Regions from separate parts of the Homo sapiens genome. Here region 2 is linked to region 1. The links are chromatin contacts, found by Hi-C or POLR2A ChIA-PET in ENCODE. All regions are on one chromosome and are shown on one strand. Each heading gives the region's core, a stretch centred on a gene start or an enhancer-like site at or near the end of the contact. The rest is flanking DNA. Distances are from core to core; before and after follow the strand shown. Region 1 overlaps CASC15 (cancer susceptibility 15). Region 2 has its middle 22 kb from the start of SOX4.

The links. Hi-C counts contacts between places; a loop is a spot of excess contacts on that map. ChIA-PET counts read pairs that join two places held with the same protein, here RNA polymerase II (POLR2A). Pooled maps may share reads with other maps.
Region 2: a loop to region 1 is called in a map of endothelial cell of umbilical vein, with 2.2 times the contacts of the local background. The contact joins two enhancer-like sites. A Hi-C loop is called at or near these places in 3 of 168 maps with a recorded cell type or tissue (endothelial cell of umbilical vein, heart left ventricle and right cardiac atrium) and 2 of 50 pooled maps. POLR2A ChIA-PET finds 5 or more read pairs at or near these places in 9 of 52 experiments (A549, AG04449, BJ and 6 more).

What each region holds. Positions count from the first base shown.
Region 1 is chr6:21,740,411-21,743,905 of GRCh38, reverse strand. All of the region lies in intron 2 of CASC15 (cancer susceptibility 15), which reads right to left. Among named protein-coding and RNA genes, the nearest start is that of CASC15, 76 kb to the right of the region's middle. RefSeq lists enhancers at 1,409-2,332, 2,333-3,255. Within about 2 kb of position 1,380, at least 3 of the 41 ENCODE cell types and tissues checked have a DNase peak (open chromatin) inside an H3K27ac peak, as active enhancers do; they include PC-9 and endothelial cell of umbilical vein, where a contact is called at or near this core.
Region 2 is chr6:21,614,326-21,617,645 of GRCh38, reverse strand. No RefSeq gene overlaps it. Among named protein-coding and RNA genes, the nearest start is that of SOX4, 22 kb to the right of the region's middle. Within about 2 kb of position 1,450, at least 2 of the 41 ENCODE cell types and tissues checked have a DNase peak (open chromatin) inside an H3K27ac peak, as active enhancers do; they include PC-9 and endothelial cell of umbilical vein, where a contact is called at or near this core.

The sequences.
Region 1 (3,495 bases), core at 131-2,630:
ACAGTATAGAGATGGTGGATTTATTATAAAAATATTTGGCCCCTGGCCAGGCACAGTGGCTCATGCCTGTAATCCCAGCACTTTGGGAGACAGAGGCGGGCGGATCACGAGGTCAGGTGATCGTGACCATCCCAGCTAACAGGGTAAAACCCCATCTCTACTAAAAATACAAAAAATTAGCCTGGCGTGGTGGCACACGCCTGTAATCCCAGCTACTCCAGAGGCTGAGGCAGGTGAATTGCTTGAACTTGGGAGGCGGAGGTTGCAGTGAAAGGAGATCGCGCCACTGCACTTCAGCCTGGGCTACAGAGTGAGACTCCGTCTCAAAAAATAAAAATAATAAATATATATATTTGGCCGGGCTCAGTGGCTCACGCCTGTAATTCCACCACTTTGGGAAGCTGAGGCAGGCAGCGGATCACCTGCGGTCAGGAGTTTGAGACCAGCCTGGCCAACATGGTGAAACCTCGTCTCTACTAAAAATACAAAAATCAGCCGGGTGTGGTGCTGTGCGCCTGTAATTCCAGCTACTCGGGAGGCTGAGGCAGGAGGCAGGAGAATCGCTTGAACGTGGGAGGCTGAGGAGATCTCGGTGAGCCGAGATTGCACCATTGCACTCTAGCCTGGGTGGGCAACAAGAGTGAAACTCCATCTCAAAAAAAAAAAAAAAAGAAAGAAAGAAAGAAGAAAGAAACTGCTTATTTTGCCCTCTGTGTCTTCACTAATAGACATGGACTACATTACAAACCCCAACAGCAACAACCCAGATTCACCAGCCTTAGAAGGAAACATCAGAGATATGCCAACATCCCTACTGCGCATGAATACCCACTGCATTCAGAAAAAAAAAAGTAGCAACTTACATGGCATTCCACAGCCCACCTCAGAAGCACATCCCAATTTTTCACAACTCTCGCAGTCAGACTGTGAGGAAAGCAATTTTGAGTGGAAGTCAGAGGTGGACATGGGTTTCCAGATAGCAAAAGAGTCTGTAAGTTAAAAGAGAATGTTCAGTCACAGCTTGAAAGTAGAAGTAAAAGGGACTATTAAGAAATGACAGCAAAACTAAGACTTACTGTCAAGAAAGAGAAGCAATTCCAAGAACTGTTTAATCCATTAAACTGATGCCCAACTATCCAAGTATATTCAGAACTTAATTTGATCGTGCCCTGATCTGCCTTTACATTTTAATTAAGATTAGCTGAGCATGTAAATTAGTTTTGAGCATAATATCCTAGGGTGAACAAAACTAAAAAGAACGGAAATAAGTCCATCCGAGAAGGAAATGCGGGGAAAGGCAATCCTTGGGGATCCTTTGATCCTCAAGGTGAGGGCACCAGACAGATGACGAAGGTGGTAGCATTAAGAACTCAGCTGGAAGCACTTTTCCATTTAGGTTCTTCCTTGGAAGGGTGCCCATTCATGACAAAGACAAGGAAATGCAGTAAGTGTGAGTAGAACTTAATATAAACAGTGAGCTCTTTCTCAATTCTAAACTGCAGGCCTCCTAAATCCACATCCTGGTATAACGCCTTTAAAAAATGAAAAACCTAGCGATACAGTCTTAGCTCATACTTAACTTGTTATCTAGGATATTCCTGTGTTACATTTTTGCCTTACTTACATAAAGCCTGTCATTCAACACTTTATAATCTTTTAATTCATTTTCTTCTCCGTTTACTCTGTCCTTCACTTTTCCTTGTATATTGTATTTACGTAAATGTATGTATGTATAAAATTGCCGTATGTATATACATACAGTCTAAAACTAAATCTTATTCTACTGATCTAAAGTTAACTAAAAAGATTAAGTAACAGATCTGCAAACTACTGAACTGAAATTTTTTTATGACTTCCGTGTCTAAACTTTCACAATTACAATTGTTTTCAAACTTTAAATATCCTTAATTTTCCAGGATTTCCTCCAAAATCATTGTTTCCTGCCATCAATATAGTTTTAAGTTTCATAAAACATCCATGTAACAGGCTTTTTTATCTGCTAATCAACATCATCCATAGGCCATTTGTTTCTAAAGATAACTTCAGTTAAAACTGATCTTATTCATCAGTTTAGGTGGCAGAACTCAGACATGATGCTCAGAGCCCAAGCTCTGCAATCTGCACAGAAATGATTTTATACCCATACAATTGCTTCCTGCCAGAGGACTACGGGAGTGCAGCCTTGGGAATTTAAATGACCGATTTACCCAGGGAAAGAAAGCTTATTTTTAGTAAGTGGGAAAAAAAAAATGTTGATTTAATTTATTTTACTGCCTGTGAATCTCCTTTGGAAAAGGAGAAGCAGAGTTTGATTAATTAGATTAGCAAATGCAGTAAGTTGTTTATTCACTTGGGTGAATCAATGTTTCCCTGAATTTAGTTTAGCTTTATTTTATGCTTTCAAACCCATCCAGTAGGTAAGATGGTGAAAGCCAAAAGCCTTTCTCTCCCACAGCTCCTTGGAATATCTTTTCACATGTTAATTTGATCTTTTTGTGATCGGAGGCAGATGTATTTCACAGCGCCTCCCTCTCCCCTCCCCACTCCACCCCAGCATATGGGTAACACACATATAGATGATAGAAAATTATAGATGATAGAAAATTGACTACAGGGATCTATTTCCATTTTTTATGCCTCCTCGTTTTTAGTATTTTTCCTTTCCTGCTGACTTTCATTGTAAATTATATTTCTACCCAGTATTAAAATTCAAAAGGAAATAAAGAGCTTTCTCTGCCGTTAATGACAGCGTATTTTAAGATGATTAGGAAATAATTATTAGAACAAATTGCTTTATTTAAAAAAAAACAGTTGCTAAATTTCTCAAATGTTTGCTAGTTTTTCTTTCTTCATTCTCTTAATGACCTGTCTTTCTAAGGAAGTTCCCTTCATGTGACTTGCTACACAAAATCATTCCTGATTCATTTGTTACTGAGATTTACCGGAGTACAGCTGTTCAAACAAAGTACTTGCCTGCGAAAGCCTGGGAAGATTGGGGATGATAATCAAATTAAAATTCCAGCTCTACATTCTTTTATCAGAGTGCAGACAATTGTGATATATTTAAAATGTATTAAAATAAAAAGGGCAGAGCTCTGCTGCATCATAGACTACATTTTTCCGTTAATGACCTGGAGGACACATTAAGAAGGAGAAAAACTTATTAATTCAGCAAGAAATCAAATGTACATTTCTAGGAGAGATTTTTTTTCTCAACTTAAAAGAAAAAAATTGAAGATCCAAGAGAATGGGGATTTTTAGCAGTTGGGGACCACTAGAGATTATTTGACTCAAAGTGATAGGCATAACATATAAGTGCTGGTGGCCTGGACACAAGAGACTGGGGTGACTTCTCATACACATTAGACACCATTGATTTTCAACTAAAGGTAGAACTGGAAGTGCTTTTATTCAAAGGCTGCAAAAATCACCTTCTCCAAGGAAGTTTAACATCTCTAGTTTTCTGAATATGAAAAAAGATTATAGGATCACAGT
Region 2 (3,320 bases), core at 201-2,700, 130 kb after region 1:
GCAGTGACCTGTGATCATGCCACTGCACTCTGGCCTGGACAACAGAGTGAGAGCCTGTCTCAAAAACAAAACAAAATAATTATAAAAATGGATACACTGATCAATGTAAACATGGTTAAGTGGATGCTATTATGTATGAACAACATTTATAACTAACTGCTTTCTAAAATTAACTTTAAAACATATGCTGTACTTTAAATTTTTGTCTAATGCCTATGGAAAAGATGGTAAACTGTGGAACTACGTTCACTTTTTTTTTTTTTTTTTTTTTTTTTTTTTTAACACAGGGTCCTGCTCTGTTGCCCTGGCCGGAGTTCAGTGGTGTGATTTCAGCTCACTGCAACCTCCACCTCCTGGGCTTAAGTGATCCTCCTGCCTTAGCTGAGACCACAGGCATCAGCCACCAAGCCCAGCTAATTTTTTTTTTTTTTTTTGTAGAGATGGGGTTTCACCATGTTGCCCAGGATGGTTTCAAATTCCTGGGCTCAAGCGATCCACCTGCTTTGGCCTCCCAAAGCAAGCGTGGCGTGAGCCACAGCACCTGGCCTCACTTCTATTTCTTATCAGCTATTACTTTGGCCAAATTACTTAACAAACTCTCTGTTATTTATTTTCTTACCTATAAAATGGGGATAAATAATAACTATCTCATAGGGTTGAAATTAAATGAAATAATATACATATATATATATATATATAAAGGACAAGTATATAATAAATGCTTAATAAATGTTGCTATTGATGCCATTAGTGGTGGTAAATGGTGGTGATAAAGTTTAGTAGTAATTTCACTGGGCTCAGAGTAAGCCACTCAATAAAATCCTGCATGAAAATTGTTTTCTCTGTCTCTACCAGGTAACAAATTACTTTCAAGAAACAGACCAGGCTGGTCATGGTGGCTCATGTCTGTAATCCCAGCACTTTGGGAGGCCAAGGTGGGCAGATCACTTGAGGTCAGGAGTTTGGGACCAGCCTTGCCAACATGGTGAAACCCCGTCTCTACTAAAAGTACAAAAATTAGCTGGGCGTGGTGGCAGGCGCCTGTAATCCCAGCTACCAGGGAGGCTAAGAAAGAAGAATTGCTTGAACCCAGGAGGCAGAGGTTGCAGTGAGCCATGATCTCCAGCCTGCACTCCAGCCTGGGCAACAGGGCAAGACTCCATCTCAAAAAAAAACAAAACAACAAAACAAAACACAAACAAACAAACAAAAAACCAGACCACTGGACTAAAAATGACTTCGTCAACATGAATTTGTTTTCCCCACATAAGAAGTTTGGTGGTGCTGTTCTTGAATTGGTTCCATAGTTCATCATGTCAGGGCCCTGGGTCAGCCTTCCCAGGGTTCTCTGGGCATTTGCTCCTGGCCACAGGACAGCCACGTAGCTGCTCCAAACATCACACCCTGTGCACGCTAAGCAGGAAGGAAACAGGAATAGGCACTCATCAGTGGCCTCTCACCCATTATCAGGCAGGAAAATCGCTCTGAGACATCTCCCTCCCCTCCCCGGCAGACTTGCCCTTAGGTCAACTTCTCGGACACAGGGTGCTCCTGGCAGAAAAGGAGTCTGGGAATTGAGCATCTGCAATTTTCAGCCACAACAGAGGGGAGGCAGATCTGCCAGCCAGGAAAAAAGGTGAACCAAGGCTTGCCACCTTATTTTAACTTTATTTTTCCTTTTCATTACGAACCAGATATATTGTTTTCAAAGGTTCATTTCAGAGACCTAGCCCAAAATATAATGTGCCACCTCAATCTCTATACAAATGTTCATTGTCAGAGGTAAATAAGTAAATAACCCTTCCTCCCTCCTGAATGCAGCAGAGCAGGTAATTGTCAAGCCATTTAGACATTTTTAAAAACCCTAAAAACAAAATTGGGAAGCCGTGAGCCAGATGGTCTCCCATGATTGTTGCTGACTCGATGACTCACTCTTTTGTCCCTTGTGTTTCAGAATTTCTTTTTCAGAAATTCCCCTGATCTCATCTCTCTGTTTTCTTCCTCTTCCATTAGATGGATCAAATGTCTTCCAAAATATCACCTTCCTCTTCTAGCAATACAACAGCAGGGAAACGGTGGCAGAAACAGTACAACATGAGGGCTTGAGTGTGCTCTGTGTGTGTGTGTGTGTGTGTGTGTGTGTGTGTGTGTAGGGAATGTGGACAGAGAAAAACTAGATTTACCTTTTAACCTCACCCTGTTACCTTCCAAACATACAAAATACTTCAATACCTTCCTGGTAATCACGAGGCTCAGCTCACTCTCCACTCTTCCCCACACCTCCCATCCCTGGCCCAGTGAATTCCCTGCTCCCCACCTGCCAAAAAAGAAAAGGGTAGGGGGCTAAGAAGATCTCCAGCCTCTGAAAAAGGAAAGCAGAAATCGCCAGGGCTGGAAGCTCCCTCTCTACGGCACAGCAGACAGCGGAGTGACAGCAAAACCCTCTTCTGCTTCCTGCCTTTCAAAGGAAGCACACTGAGGCACTCACCTAACCAGCTGTCCTGCATCTTGTTCCAGGAAGATAATAAGGATTCCCAAACACAGCACATGCCTCACCCAAAGCCAGTGTGGGCCAGCAAAATGGAGATGCGTTGGAGAGACTCAGTGTGGATGCCCCGTTGGAGAAACAGGATCAAAATCATTGTATACCAACTAAAACCACTATCAAATACAATTCAGATGGGATCAATGATGGGTCCCATGAGCATCAGATAGGGATGCTGAAGCTTAGCAGCCACATAAGAGAAAAAGTCCACTTTGTGGAGGGCGAAGCTCTGAGACAGCAGCAGTGTGACCACCTCTGGGAAGACAGGGTGACTTTAGGAAGGTTTGGGGCTGATGGGACACATGTAAGCTTTATGCTGAGGGATGCGGTCTTCAGTCTTCAAAGACCCTTCAAAAATGTGAAATGTCCACAGCAGAGAACTAAGACGGGGGTCATCTGGAATAATGTCTTGTAAAGAAGCAGTGATAAAACTGGTTGAGAATGTTACCCTGGTGAGGGGGAGGCTTAGGGTCACAGGAGCACACCCTCTGTCACTGCTAGGAGCAGTGTAGTAGTTAAGCGCTCCGTTCTTGGTTCCTACTTACAGAGTTTGAATTTTGCCTGTTGACTAAGAACTAAGATTCTTGTCCACTCTGAGAGAAATACATGTGGTAGAGAATCCATGCAAATGCATGGGACCTGCCCATAGGAACTGTTGAGTGTTAGCTTCTGTTATTAAATTCCTCTCATCTTGATTTAAATAATTTGGCGAGTTTCCACAAGTGCCTGAGGCTGCAAAGAAGTGTTTTAGGGAGCTCCAGATAACATTTTCAGA